Regions from separate parts of the Homo sapiens genome. Here region 1 is linked to region 2. The links are chromatin loops, found by intact Hi-C in ENCODE. Cell type or tissue: PC-3. All regions are shown on one strand. Region 1 holds the start of PDE11A (phosphodiesterase 11A). Region 2 overlaps PDE11A (phosphodiesterase 11A).

Evidence for each region. Peaks named below come from ENCODE experiments on the same cell type or tissue, not always from the same donor. Only the 100,000 strongest peaks of a DNase experiment are listed, where the experiment ranks them.
Region 1: it touches region 2 in a loop (3-fold over the local background); 9 of 110 quality-filtered maps call a loop at or near these places.

The regions. Positions count from the first base shown.
Region 1 is chr2:178,068,089-178,076,088 of GRCh38, reverse strand. PDE11A (phosphodiesterase 11A) reads left to right here and starts at 3,312. Exons shown (of 20, transcript NM_016953.4): 1 at 3,312-4,563. The coding sequence starts at 3,652. In PC-3, no CTCF peak of the experiment used is centred here; a DNase peak (open chromatin) is centred at 3,298; H3K4me3 peaks cover 1,374 bases; H3K27me3 peaks cover 309 bases.
Region 2 is chr2:177,979,071-177,987,070 of GRCh38, reverse strand. The region is part of intron 2 of PDE11A (phosphodiesterase 11A); the gene reads left to right. Among named protein-coding and RNA genes, the nearest start is that of PDE11A, 90 kb to the left of the region's middle. In PC-3, a CTCF peak has its summit at 3,689 (motif pointing left); a DNase peak (open chromatin) is centred at 3,690; H3K27me3 peaks cover 2,091 bases.

The DNA.
Region 1 (8,000 bases), 89 kb before region 2:
GCACAGTATCTTCACAATATCACACCTTTTCTGGTATGATAGTTTGTGCCTGAGGGGGCTTTATAGACTGCAAATGTTGTCATGGAGTGTATTATAGATAGTTTCGATGGAATTAGCAGATAAGCAGAAGAGGTCAGAATTACACAGAAAATTATATGGAGCTATATTTCCTAAAGGGAAATATATTTTTATTTTCTTTACCAAAGGAACCCCTTCAAGGTTCCATATTGGCCATTCTTTCCTAGTGGGACCTCTTCCATTATTTCCTAAGGGGACCTCTTCAAGTTTCCATATAGGGCCAAGAATCATCCTTTCACCCTTTCAGATCTTATACAGATCCTGCTTTGTCCCCTCCTACTCTTTGCCCAGTGAGGATGAGGTATCAACAGGCTTCAATACCTTCTAGCTTGTATCTGGTTGCTGATAGAAGGGAGGGAAAAGAATAAGTTCCAGCTATTATTAATATTTACTCCTAATATCCCTCCTTTGAGGTTAGCTTGAGCTGTTGATGTCTTTTTTTTTTTTTTTTTTTTTTTTGAGACAGAGTCTCACTCTGTTGCCCAGGCTGGAGTGCAGTGGTGCGATCTCAGCTCACTGCAACCTCTGCTTCCCAGGTTCAAGGGATTCTCCTGCTTCAGCCTCCTGAGTAGCTGGGATTACAGGTGCATGCCACCATTCCAGGCTAATTTTTGTATTTTTAGTAGAGATGGGGTTTCGCCATATTGGGCAGGCTGGTCTCGATTCTTGACCCCAAGTGATCTGCCTGCCTCATCCTCCCAAAGTGCTGGGATGACAGGCATGAGCCACCATGCTTGGCCTGTTGATGCCTTTTGATGGGCTGTCATTGCTCCCCTCAAGGCAGAAGTCACTATCCAATCTTCTTTCCTTCCAAGTCCTAGTAACTTTTTCCTCCTCTTCCCCTCATGTCTAGGGGTGGTAACTTCTCTACCGCTATGAGTCCCAGGTTTCTTCACTGTTTCTGTCATTTACCTATATTCCACCTTTGTAATTTGTTCCTTTGTAAATTAACCTTCTTGGAATTTAATTTGAGTGTGCTCTGTTTCCTGTTGGGACTATGACTAATACACATACCATTCTGCAGATTGAGAGTGAAGATAAATGGCAATGTGGCCACACCAACACACATCTTATTATCAGCCCTCCATTACAGCCCTCTGGACTATCTTATGTGTGCTTTCTGTCACTTTCTCATTTTCTTCCCCAACCATTAACTCCTTTAGTGACCTCACACACCAAGCAGGGAACATGGCTACAGCCGATTCAAAACGCAGCTCGAAATGTTGCATTCAGTTTTTCGGATTTCTCTTCTATTGCTTTCCCCATCCTTCCCAGTATTCTTCTCCACTCTCACTTCTCTTGGTGCTGTAGACGGAGATCTTTAGTCAAAAGCACAGCTTTTGTCTTGGTCTTCTTTTGTCCCCAGAGCCTGGAACATGATAAATGCCAAACAACTGCTTGTATAATGAATACATGGAAGATGGAATTAAGGAAGTGTCTTTATTAAACTTTCTGTTTCTAGGAAGCCCAGGGTTGGTCTACTTCTCTCACTTCCCTGAGAAGCTCATTGCTTCATTTTCATCAGATCTCTACTCAGTGCTTTTCTTGTCTCCGTGCACAACACTGCTGCTGTATTATCACCAGTCTCAGGGTAGTAAATGTTTTTTGTTCTTATCTTGTAACAGCTTTATTGAAATATAACTTACATACCATACGATTCATTCAATTAAATGTACAATTCAATGAATTTCAGCATATTCAGATTGTGCAACTATCACCACAATCAATTTAGAACATTTTTATTACCCCCCACACCCCCCAAAAAACTCATACACATTAGCGTCACCCACTTCCTCTCCATCTAGAAAGTAATCTACTTTCTGTCTGTATGGATTTGCCTATTCTGGACATTTCTTACAAATGAAATTTTACACTATGTGGTCATTTGTGAGTGGCTTCTTTCATTTTGCATGATGTTTTTAAGCTTCATTCGAGTACTAGCACGTGTCAGTGCTTTATTCCATTTTATGATTGAATAATATTCCATTGTATGGAGTTATCACATTTTATTTGTCTGTTCCTCAGCTGATGGACATTTGGATTATTTCCACTGCATATCCGTAAATGTTTAACAATTAGCAGTCCATTAAAAAAAAAAAAACCCTGACACATAACATTTGCTGATTTCCATGGTGTAAACATTCCCGTTGTGACTGATTGCAAACTCCATGATGTGACTGAATACAGAATTGGAAAGAGATTTTAAAATAGGCACTTGTGAGTCCTTACAAGCCAGTTTCAACATATCACTAACCATCTTTACTGATAGATCACTCAAGTGACCAGAGACATAGCTACATTCAGTAAAGTTTCCATACATCGTCACCTTAGAATAATAATAATAACAAAAGTAATACAACAGCTAACATTTACTGAGCACTTTTTATGTGCCAGGCACTATGCTAAACGTTGTTTTTTTTCTTTTTAAATCTTGATCACCACTCACCTTCTTGGAAACCAGCAGCTCCAAATTACCAGGATTCTATGCTTGGTTTACTGTCTCCTAGCTGGTCTCCCTGCTGTTAATTAAATACTCCAGACTCTTCAGCACTTACTTCCTCTACCTGGTAAACTCTTTTTCTGTACTGTGTTTTACACCCTTTCTCTGTGTAATCTGTCTCTGCCCCAGGTACATGAATTTGGTTAAAGTCATGAATTGCTCACATCGGAAACTTTATTTGCTATTTTCGGGGAAATGCCATTCCATTAATATTTACTGAGCACCCACAAGGCGCTGGGCAGTGTTAGTGAGCAAGTCCCAGGAATCCTGGGAACCAACAATCCACAGTCACATCCCAGAAAAATAACCCTGCCTGTCTCTGAGGGTGAACGACACTCTCGATTCCTCGGAGTCCGCTTCTGTGTTCAGATCCCTGCAAAACATCAACACTTGTATCTCGGACTCCCACTGGGCTCCCGCTGGGCCTCCTCGAAACGCTAACGGATTAAGGGGCGCGGTGAGTAGGGAGGGTTGGGGAGGTAAGGGAGCAAGAAGCGGGGAAGGAACAAGGTGCGTTTCCCTCTTCTAATCGTGTTCCAATCAGGAGTCCTGTACCCAGGCGCCGATTCCGGCCGTCCAGAGACTCTTCCAGGAACCGCCTGGCAGCCTGGGCCGTGGACTTTGGCTGGTCTGGCGTCCGCGGCTCCCTCCTCTTCTCTCCTCCCTCCAGGCTCCGTGCCTCACTCAGGGGCGTGTCCTGCCCTACCTCCCTGTCACAGCGGTCCACTCATCCGGTTACAGCAGCAGTTCCAGCAGCAGCGGCGGCAGCCAGAACAGGAGCAGCGATAGCTCGGGTTTCCGGAACAGGAGCCGGGGCAGCGGCGGCAGCTCAGTGCTGGGCACCTGTGCGGAGCAGGAGTAGCAGGACCACGGGGTGGGGTCGGCGCCAGCCACTCTGAGCCAGAGAAGGAAGGGGCATCTCCCAGATTCCACTGCTGGGAATAATCTCCAGGGGAGGTGGCGCTGAACTGGGAATACTGGTGGGGGTGAACATGTGCAGGAACAGCTAGAGGCCTCGGGGCAGGAAAACATTTGGTTCACGTGTAAACAGGCAAGGAAAGCTGTCTGGGACCATGGCAGCCTCCCGCCTGGACTTTGGGGAGGTGGAAACTTTCCTGGACAGGCACCCAGAGTTGTTTGAAGATTACTTGATGCGGAAGGGGAAGCAGGAGATGGTTGAAAAGTGGCTGCAGAGGCACAGTCAGGGTCAGGGGGCTTTAGGTCCAAGGCCCTCTTTGGCTGGTACCAGCAGCTTGGCTCACAGCACCTGCAGAGGTGGCAGCAGCGTTGGTGGTGGCACTGGACCAAATGGCTCTGCCCACAGCCAGCCCCTTCCCGGTGGCGGGGACTGTGGTGGGGTTCCCTTGAGTCCCAGCTGGGCCGGTGGCAGCAGGGGCGATGGGAACCTGCAGCGGAGAGCTTCTCAGAAAGAGCTAAGGAAGAGTTTTGCCCGCTCCAAGGCCATCCACGTGAACAGGACCTACGATGAACAGGTGACCTCCCGGGCTCAGGAACCCCTGAGTAGTGTACGACGGAGGGCACTTCTCCGGAAGGCAAGCTCCCTGCCCCCCACCACAGCCCATATTCTCAGTGCGCTGCTGGAATCGAGAGTGAATCTGCCTCGGTATCCCCCTACAGCCATCGACTACAAGTGCCATCTGAAAAAGCATAATGAGCGTCAGTTCTTTCTGGAATTGGTCAAAGATATCTCCAATGACCTTGACCTCACCAGCCTGAGCTACAAGATTCTCATCTTTGTCTGCCTTATGGTGGATGCTGACCGCTGCTCTCTTTTCCTGGTGGAAGGGGCAGCTGCTGGCAAGAAGACCTTGGTCTCCAAATTCTTTGATGTGCATGCAGGAACACCTCTGCTGCCTTGCAGCAGCACAGAGAACTCAAATGAGGTGCAGGTCCCCTGGGGCAAAGGTATCATTGGCTATGTCGGGGAGCATGGAGAAACGGTCAACATTCCTGATGCCTACCAGGTAGGACTTTGCATTGTCCCCTTCTCCCAGAGCCCCATTGGCTTGGGAGATAAGCCTTCGGTTATCATCTGGCATCCAGGAACACATTAATTTAGGCTCTTTACAATACAAATTTTGCTATTTAAATTCCCGAGTTTAGACTAGTTAGAATGTTACTACGGCATCTTTGATGTGTTGGTCCTTTCTTAACACCCAATGGCTTGTGGGAAGTTAATATATCACCCAATAACACCACGTATTTCTCTGTCAAGACACTTTGTCTTTAACACTGACACTTTGGCTGGTCTGGCATCCACAGCTCCCTCCTCCTCTCTTTAATATGTCAATGTGTGGTTTTAGTATGTGTTTGTGAGTTGCTAGAAAAAGATGTGTGCTCCAGAATTCCGGTGTTAAGATGAGCATTTTGGTGTCTTTGGTGTCTTTTGGGGACCATAATGCTTCATTCTCTAAGTCAATATTGGAAAGAGAACAAAGTGCTTAACTACTTCCCTGTTCCCTTCTCTAGATTAGAGTTGCACAAGTGGTAAGCTAGGGAAAAGAGGAAAAGAAGAGGAATGTCAGGGGAAAAATGGTCCTGTGACTCACTTGTGCCTTCTTAGTATCGTAACTGTTTCTGTTATTAAGATTAGAAAGATTGGACAGATAGAGGGGCTAGTTATCTTTAGGCTCAAATATAGCATTATCTGTAGTCAGCTTTGATAGGACTGAGCAAGTAGGTTTTTAATTTATGAAACAAACAACAAATATTGATAATTTTTTAGCAACTCCAAAGCCATCAGCAGGGTAAACATGTTAGTTTCAAGTGGAAAAGGAAACCCAACATGCTCTCATCTGGGTTTTCTGAGCCTTTCATTTTCACAGCATTTTGAACTTGATATTAGATGCTGGATCTGAAACCAGTCCATTCTAATTTCTTCAGTACTTATTCACTGAATATGATGAGACTTGATGTTATTTTCTATGAGACTTCTTCAGGGTTCATAAGAATTAAAAATTCTCATCCTTGGTTAGGAAAGTTTTATAGTCATCTGGTAAGTACTTCTTCCAGTGGTCTCAGGGAGCTACATGTTTCTCTAGAGTTTAGTTGCTGTTGCTGAGAATAGCAAAAAGAGTGGGAAGGACACTAAAGGTAAAATTTTATCTATTTCATCTGAAAGTTGACAATTTTACATAGAAAATTGACTAGCTTGTACTAAAGCCAAGTTTCATATTTTTGTGAGATATCTGCCAACCTAACACTTTAATATTAAAGGATGTTTCTCAAAATACCATTTTTGTTAACTTTTTATTATAGACTAAGTGCATTATTCATTGTATCTTTCTTGGAAACTTTAAAAGGTGTAGGTGAAGCAACAATGAGTGGTTTTCAACAAGTGTTTATTCCTCTACAATCCTAGAAAGCTATGAGAAGAAATATAAGCATTTAATAATTCATATGTTGAAGATTCTATAAAAATTTTGTCACAAATTATTATTTCTAGAGAAATAAAACAATCACACATTTTCTTCTTTCCAATTTTTTTTTCCCACATCCTTTTTGTATGCTTGGGCTAAAGAAAAATCCCTTCCTAGTTCAATGATACTTATTCCAGCCTAGGGTTGCAGCCTTTTCTCTTTATTGCCCTTACTTTTGAACTTCATCCCCAATTGATTTTCTCCCATTTCTATAGCTTTTATTTCTTACCGTCCTCTTTCAGGCCCTAACCTTTATTTCATACTGTCCTTTCTTTAAGAGCATAATTCTTAGCCTCTTCAACAGTTAACTTGTCTTGCTGCTGTCTAGAATTGTGGCTGTAGGTGTCATCACAGGCAGGGGAAAGCAGGTTTTCAGCAGCTGATGCTTCCTGTGGGCTCTACCCTTACTCTGCAGAGTGTAAAGCAAAGTTGCCTTTTAATATTTTTGGAAGCTGACATTGGGAAAGAGGAGTTTTTTTTTTTCCCTTTTCCCCCCAGAGTAGTAATGATGGCCACAAAAGGGGACTGGGTTGTTGGGAGGACTGGCAAAAGGCAGGTAGGGGAAACGTGCTGTATGGGTTGGGAATTTACCCTTGGTTTACCTTGTTTTCATTTGGTTAGAAAGTTTCTCTTTTCTTTTTCCATTGGCTTCTTTTATGTATCTCTGTATTTTTAACTTGGTGTAGTTTTCTTCATTTTACTTATGCTACTCTTCTTTGATAAAGCTACTTTTTTTTCTTTATTATGGGACGCTACAGTCACCAATGGTGTGACCTTGGAGAATTTCTTAATCTCTCACAGCCTCAATTTCCTCACCCATAAAATGGGGACAATAATACCTACCTAGCAAAGATTATTTTTGTTTATCTCAATAAAATGAGATATTGTGTCAAAGCCCCTAAAATAATATCTGGTACATTGCAATTACCCAGGAAATGGTTACAGTTTATGAAGATAATGATGATACCTAGTTTGCTGATATTCTTTTTCTTTCTGTTTACCTTATTTTATATTGTTTTTCTCCTTATCTGGAACTGAGATGTGAAGTCAGCACATTTTGACCAGCCTAATCTTTTCCATGCTCCACCCTTAAATTAAGTATTTTGAAACCAGGTTTACATTCAAGGAACATGAAAATATCTATCCTTCCATTCTCTACTTAAAATGTCCCTAAATGTGGTTTGGTAACACTATATCCTAGCCTATCAAAAGTTCTATACTTTGTTCCTGTTAGTAAGACATGCAGTATAAACTTTTTATAGGGTTGTTGTAGGGAAGGATGTTGCATCCTTCCCCAGTTCTAGCATTTTCCTCCATCCTTTGCATTTCCTGGTGTTACAGATTTCTCTTAATGAAAACCGACAACCTTCCAAATACATGTTCTTTTGTGATGATGTTTTAATTTGTACCATATATGCAAGCATCTTGAAGTTTCTATGTAAATATGTAACCATCCTTCCTGATTCTTTGTTAACTACTATATTTTTAAGGTGTTTCTTGCTCAGCTTCAGACAGTGTATTTTTTCTTCAGGAGGTAAGGTTTTTTTTTTATCACACAGAATTTCCAAATTTAATCATTTAATAATTATATTGATGATACTCTTGGGGGTTCCTAATATGGGCAAGAGAAAGGCATTGAAGAGACAAAATTATGATGATAAGCGTGGCATTCTGGAGTCAAGGGTAGAATATTTAATGAAATGCTAAAATTGAATAGAAGTTCTGACAGCCCAAAACCCCTCAGTTTATTTCATTATTTTGCATTACTTTCCTCAATTAGTCCTAAAAGACAGACTTGAAATTAGGAAAAAAATAAATCGTAAATGGAAAAAAAAAAAACATTCATTTTTAGGTATCCAGTCCAGATCATAGTGACTGCAGTATACCTTTCCCCAGATAGTTATAAGTTATTTAACAGTCCACTTTAATATAGTAATGAAAAAATTGCCCTCAAGAGGTTGAAAATAAGAGCATTCAAGTAA
Region 2 (8,000 bases):
ATATCAATTGGTTAATCTATTTCTGTTTGTGAAAACACATTGAAGGATGTAGTTGCAGAAAGTTTGCTGAGAAATACTGGACACTAAGTATTATATTTAGTCTTCAAAGTTAACATTTTATGGTAGCTTTTATGTATGGCTGAACACCATTCTAAGCACTCTACATGCACTATATCATTTAATCTTCATCATCTAGTGAGATATATACCATTATTATCCCCATTCTTTTTTTTTTTTTTTGAGATGGAGTCTCACTCTGTTGCCTAGGCTGGAGTGCAGTGACACGATCTCAGCTCACTACAACCTCTGCCTCCCGTGTTCAAGCGATTCTCCTGCCTCAGCCTCCTGAGTAGCTGGGATTACAGGTGCCCGCCACCACGCCCAGCTAATTTTTCGTATTTTTAGTAGAGACAGGGTTTCAGCATGTTGGGCAGGCTGGTCTCAAACTCTTGACCTCGTGATCCTCCCACCTCGGCCTCCCAAAGTGCTGGGATTGCAGGCGTGAGCCACTGTGCCTGGCCCCATTATCCCCATTCTTAAGAAGACAAAATCAAGGACCAGAGGGTAAAACGCATGAGTAGTAAGTGGTGGAATATGGACTGGAACCAGCTCCTTAATCACTATGGATATTGTGTCTAAGAGGAAGAACATAGAACATTCATGAAACATGTTCATAGTGGGTAGAGCAGGCACACAGAGACTGTGAAAAGGCTTTGACCCTGCTGCTAGAGATGCTTCTGTTTGTCCTCGGCTTCTCTAGTTTCATGGCTCCTGAAGGCTGACTCTGTGCCAGGAGAGAAGACAAAGCTGAGAATGGGGAAGGGATTCAAGGATGGATTAGCCTGGTGTTAGGATCTGGAATCCCCACTTTCCTGAAGGTCTCCAGGTGGAAGATGATAACAGGTGTGTTTTACCTGTGTGTTCCCCCGATCCTACAGGGTCATGGTAATTTAGTGCTATCACTATTCTTTGCAGTGTTTGTAGTTGCATACAACAGGGTGGGGTTAATCTTACTCTACTTTTGGACAAAAAAGGACTCAGAAAGTGAGCAAAAGGATCCTTTTTGCCTTGTTTCCTTGCTGCTTGAAATAGTTTGATAGCTTCCTATTTGAGAGAACTTGTTCTAGATAAAAGGGTTTTGGTTAAAGATCACTTTGGCTTATGTTTTTTAGGGCAATTCCACCCTTCTGCAACATAATGTGTAAGCTTTAAAGAAGCAAATGCAAGCACTTGCGCATTGTTCTGCTCTTCACATAGCAATTTATAAAACTCTTGCAATCCCACTTTTTGTCTTTGTACTGTATCAATTCTTAAAACTTTAAAGTTCAACAATAGAAATCCTCTTATTTTACAGATTAAGAGACTGAGGCAGATAGAAAAGACTTGTTCAGTGAGATACACAGTGCAAAGTTTGGATGAAAATAGTGTTTCTTAACGTTGAGTTCAGAATTCTTGCATTGCCTCCATGCCACTGATTAAAGAATTAATGAATTTCTCTAAATATAGAGGCTGAATGCCCAAAATGCCATTGCAAGTGAGAAGAGAATATTATCCCTTACTGATTTTTTTTTGTTTCAATGAGTCCCCTGAAGATGAGAGGAACCTCTGTTATGCCTGTGTTCCTTGCCTTGTGTAATTTTAGTTCAAATCACAGCAACGCACAGATTAAATGAAATAGCTGGAGGTAAATTGTGTCAATCCTTCAATGAGGTATAGTAATATTAAAATTCAGAACTCTAAATGATCACTTTTCAAGAAAGCTTTACTATGTATCTACATTATTAATTTCAGTTACCAACTCTATTTGACATGTAGACATTTTAGTAGAGTTGTTGAAGAAAAAAAAGCACTATATTAACTATAATCACCTGAAGTGATAATAGTCACAGCACAGTGACTGTCAGAAGCAATTGAAGACCATTACTGGAAAAATCAAATATGCACCTGATTTCAATTATATCAAATGCCAATTGATTTATTTGTTCATTAGAGCAACTGGTTGGAGATAGCTGAGAGAAGTTGGAAGGTTCTCAGTAAGAGTTTTTGAATTTCTACTTTATGAACTGCTGGGTGGTATAATAACAACTACATAGAGACACAGAATGTCTAGGCAACTTGCCAAAGACCATAAAGCCAGTCAGCTTTGGAGCTGGGTAGACCTCAGGCACTGTGGCTGTTAACCACCATGCTTCAATCTCTGCTCTACAAGGCGAGCTGGGAGCTTTGGTAGAAGGTATTCTTGAATTCAAAACTTAGCTCTGCTACTTAGTAGTGTGTAGTAGTACTTGGCAAATTAACTTATACCTCTGTTTTCTCTTTATTAATAGAGAGAGCATTAGTCCTAATCTCATGGGGGTTTTTTGGTGAAGTTTATGTATATAATGCTATCTACTGTACTTATCACAATATCTGGCATCTAATGAGAACTTAACATGTGTAGCTTTTATTTTATTAATATGATTTTTATAACCATGGAGGAGTTAAAAATTAGCAGATACATTATATATCCCAAGGAGCTCTTGATTTAATTGGGAACTGAAACATACAATTAGGTGCAAATTTATCAAGAATAAAAACATAAAGAATACAATCCTATAATTTGAAAATGCTCCAAGGAGGCACAGATATAACCTATGTTTTCTTTCTTTCTGGAGTTGTTTTCACTCAGTTAAAAGTATATGTATGCCATTCACCCCTATCTTCAGCAATATGGTATGGTATCATGAGAAAGGTATTCATTCTATATTTTTAATATATAGTCTAAGTTTTCCCTTACCCTGTTGCTACAATCTGTTTACAAGAGCAAGCAATTTCATGCAGTTTGCTATGCATCACTTTTAGCTCTTTCCTTAGGCACCAGTCTAAAATCAGGGTAGCAGTAAGCCACTTTCAAATTATAGTGGTCTTTTCCATTCATGTCTACGTTTCAAATTTTTATATAAACCACTTCGCTTCCCAAGCTGTCCAACAATTGCACAGCAAGAGATAATCGTTTTGGTATTGATTGATAGCTGCTAAGTAGAAAAAATTTCATAGAAGGAAATACGAGCACCAGTGCATTAAAGAGAAGGTATATTGCTAATTTGTTTTATTAATTGGTGCTACTTTGGGAGTCGGTTTTGTCATGCACTTCTGATAAGAGCTTCCAATCACCTTCAGAACTCTTCATCTAGAAGGTCACTTTTCTAAGCTGTCAAAGTCAGTTGCCTTGCTTAGTTGACTGAAACAATCAGATTACACAGACTTGCTGACTAAACTTGTTTATGTTATGGCTATATCTAGTGAACTAATAATTCTTAGTTTTCTGGCTATCTTGCAGTTCAATGATAAATTCATCAGTGCCATGTATTTCAAAATAAAAAATATTAAGAAACCCAGAACATACAAAAAAGTTTCCTTTAGTCCACCAAATAGCAAAACTCTCATGCATTTATGTTTGTTTGTTTGTTTGTTTTTTAAGTAATTAATTTATCACAGTAAGTGGCTTCTTAGGTTTGGTAGATGGCCTAGAGTGTGGTTTTGATTATAGCTGCTTTATTTTCATTTATGTAATCTTTATTCATCTTTATTCTGCATTGCAGCCTCAGACTTTTCCAGTTTTCTCAAAGCTACTTGGACTGGCTCACTTTTTAGAGTAGATGTTGATTAAAAGGTGCATCAGTAGCCCATTGCTTATAGTGCCACCGTGTGGCCTTCATCCATCACTGCTGCCCACTTAACAAACACAGCAGGTCCTCAATGGGGCTGAATCTAAAATTAAGTTTCTTTAAGAAGTGCATCCCTAGCACGTGTAATTATTTGTTTTTAATCACTATTTTAGAAAACCAAGGTAAAGACAAATTACAAAGTGAGAAATGACTATTATTGAGGACAAATTAGAAATAAATTTCTAAATTTAGAAATAAATCTCTAAATTACTTAATACTGTCAAAGGGAAAATATGTTTGCTTTATGAAGTCTGGATTTATAGTTAAATTTTTCATGATTTTTTTCTTGAGACAGGGTCTCACTCTGTCACCCATGCTGGAGTGTAATGGCGCGATCTCAGGTCACTGCAAATTCCCCCAGGTTCAAGTGATTCTTGTGCCTCAGCCACCCAAGTAACTGGGATTACCGGTGTGTGCCACCCCGTCTGGCTAATTTTTGTATTTTTAGTAGAGATGGGGTTTTACTATGTTGACAAGGCTGGTCTCGAACTCCTGGCCTCAAGTGATCCATCTGCCCACCTTGGCCTCCCAAAGTACTGGAATTACAGGTGTGAGCTACCATGCCTGGCCTTATTTTTATAGTGTAACAAGAGGCTGGTGTACATTTGAATTCTTTTTTTTGGCTATCAAGAAATTACATTTTGCTAGCAGTTTTTAGAAGGCAAGAAATTAGGTGCCTTAAATATCATCTTGTTAAATTGTGAAATATTTAATCTGTTCCTCCTCATTTTGATTCTTCTTCTCCCTTCACATTGGCATATGAATCTTTTTTCTCTGCCACATGGTTCTGTCATAGGAGGTCATTAAGGCATTTGAATGAATCAACATAGCCCTAAAAACCCCCACCAAGGTGTCGTATCCCCTACTGGCCTGCATTCTGTCCCCAGAGAGTCCTATTTTTATTTCCTTTGCTAACTAATTTGAAGTCTTTTTTTAGGTTGTACCCATGATTGCAATGTTAGAATATTAAGCCTTCATAGCATGTTGCAGTTTGGGGCAAAAATATATATCATTTTGTAAAACATATGAAGAAATAGAAATTAATGTGTAGTGTTTGGGCATTAAGTTCCATGATGAGAGTGGAGTTACAATCAGGGTTATGGCAGAGAAAACTGGCCAAAAAAAATAACAAAAGCTTATATTACTCACTCAAGACATTTAAGGAGAAAAAAAGAAATTAGCTGAAAAGGATTCATTTTGATTAGTAAGTATGTAATTTATATTCATTGAAGTTCCATTAAAGAGCCGTTCTCTTCCATTCGTGATTAGTACAATTGAAGTTGTTAGACGATTAGCACACCATTCAAAGTAAGGATACATGCCCTTTCTCTGTGTAGTATATACTTTTGCAGGCCCAGTCGCAAAGGCCTGTGCCAGTTTTCTTTGCCTCAAGACCAGGAATCTATAGAATGGCAAAGGAGTCAATATCCTGCCTTTCCGGATTCAGCTAAGCGCAGGAAGGATACTCATTAAGTTCATACCTATGTCATTCCATTGAAAAGACTGAGTACTCCTTCCTTTAAAAAGAAAAGAAACAGAAAATGAATCACTAGAGAATGATATTCTACAATTTTGAAGTACTTCATGTACTAATGTATCTCCTGCAGAATATTTCTAGCAAGATAATTTCATAAATAATTGTTATAGGGTGAGTTGTGTTCTTCCCACACCCCTGCAAAAGATAAGTTGAAGTACTAACCCCAGTTCCTCAGAATGTGATTTTATTTGGAAAGAGGGTCTTTACAGAGGTAATCAAGTCAAAATGAGTTCATTAGGGTAGACCCTAATCCAATATGACTGGTGTCCTTTAAAAAGAGTCAATTTGGACAGAGAGAGACCAATATCCACAGAAGGGAAGACTCTGTGAAGAGATACAGGGAGAATGCCATGTGAAGACTGGAGTTATGCTGCCATAAACCAAAAAATGCCTGGGGATACCAGAACCTGAAGACAGCAAGGAAAGATCTTTCCTTTACAGTCTCAAAGGGAGCAGGACCCTTCTGACACCTTGATTTTAGACTTCTAGCCTCCAGAACTGTGAGACAATACATTTCAGTCGTTCTAAGCCACCTAATTTGTGGTACTTTGTTATAGCAGCCCTAGGAAACTAATACAGTAAATATTGAGCTAGTACTTTCTGCCATGCCCTTTGATGAGCACTTGACAAAAATTGTCTTATTTACATCTAGGACCAATCTCAGGAAGGCTATTATTATCTTCCCAAGATACTAACAAGTCAAGATAACTAGCTTACTGGAGGTTAAGTGATTTGCCCAAGATCACACAGCTATTAAGTGAAGGAGCTGGGATTTTAACTGAGATTGGTTTAACTCTACCTTCTGCTGTGTGTGTGTGTGTGTGTGTGTGTGTGTGTGTGTGTGTGTGTGTATCTAGTTCTCACTGGTTTAAGGTCGTAGCCACTTTCACACCACCCTCATGTCTCATTGAGAACCACCCACCTCTATTTAAAGAATTGCTCTTGAAATTCACTGACAACCCCACCTTTCATGTTCAAGGGCACAAGTAAGACTCTTCATTTCTCTGACAATAAAAGGTTGGTAATATTCTCTTGACTCTTTGTAATTCGAAATTTTTATAGCCTTATTGGCCTTTTCGCCCACGCCTCTCAAATTATTTCTGCTTTTTTCCATCACCCAAATTGTTGTAGTTTAATATGTGCAACAGAGTGAAAAATCTGCATGGAGTCAATTTTCTGCTTCAAAAGAATTTCTTTTAAAAAATCCAACCAATGTCTTCATAAAAAACTAAATAAATCTGCATTGAATTGTGTAGATGTCAGAGACACTGAACCTGGGCTAAAACTTAGAACCCAAAATTGTATCAGTGAGAATAACCCAATCATTCTGAGAACAGCTGTCTTCCAAAGGTCAAAGTAAGTGCCGTATTTTTACTAATACTTATGTCTATGTTACAGTTTGACTCCATTCACTGATCAAAAATCCAAACCAAGAAAAAAGTTTAATTTATAACAATGCCACAGGTTGATGCAGTTAAAAAAGAATTACGGTTAGACCAATAGTTACACAATACAGACAGTTGATTGGACATTAGTCATAGGATATAAAAGCTAAAACTATCAAATTAGATTTCTATTAACTCATCAGAGATAGAATTGGGAATATCGGGATAGACTTGATTTATAATGCCTAAAATTTCTCCTTAGCTGGTATTCTTCGTTTTTTTTTTAGGATGTCACTTTCTACTTATTGGTCTACCTTAAAGCAGTAGGTTTGAAACTTTTTTGACTGTGACCCATAGTCATGGCAGTCAGGGGAGGAGTTTCAAGAAGGAGGGCTATCAGCACTGTCAACTGCTTCAGAGAGATTAAAAGGATGATTAAGATAATCTTGATATTTGGGGATCATTATTTATTGAAACAAATGTTCTTACTATTGTTTGATGTTTTCACTATTGTTTGATAAAAATGATCATCTGCCGGGCGCGGTGGCTCACGCTTGTAATCCCAGCACTTTGAGAGGCTGAGGCAGGCGGATCATGAGGTCAGGAGATCGAGACCATCCTGGCTAACATGGTGAAACCCCGTCTCTACTAAAAATACAAAAAATGAGCCGGGCGTGGTGGCAGGCGCCTGTAGTCCCAGCTACGCGGGAGGCTGAGGCAGGAAAATGTCATGAACCCGGGAAGCAGAGCTTGCAGTGAGCTGAGATTGCGCCACTGCACTCCAGGCTGGGCGACAGAGTGAGACTCTGTCTCAAAAAAAAAAAAAAAAAGATCATCTGAGGATATCCATTCACACTTGAGTAATAAAGCTGTCAGAGAGATGCAAGTCCCTGGATTCCACAGAATTGAGACGCTGCATACCAGGAAAACCCTACCTCTTTGTAGGTGTTCCATGTTTCAAAAACATTGCTATATAGACAAACCACCAAGGCCTTAGGCAACTCACAAGACAGCATTTATGCATCCTGAACCTTGAGTTGGCTATCTCATAACAATATAAAAATAATTACCAACCATGTAAGCCATATTTCATTTTCTTTTTCTTTTTATATTGGTCACCCCCAACACATTGTTTATAAAGTAGGAAGAAGTCACTAGTTTTATATGTCAACCTAAAATAACAGCAGAGACAGACTTTCCAAAAAGAAGTTTATTCAGGAATAGCAAGGGATTGCAATCTGGGACATATGCATGCTATGGTGAACCATAGACACATCCAAAGGGGTTGGGGAAAGGGGGAAGCTTTTAAAGATAAAAAGGAGAAATTCATGTAAGCCATTTTCTTTCTTTTTTTTTTTTTTTTTATTATAC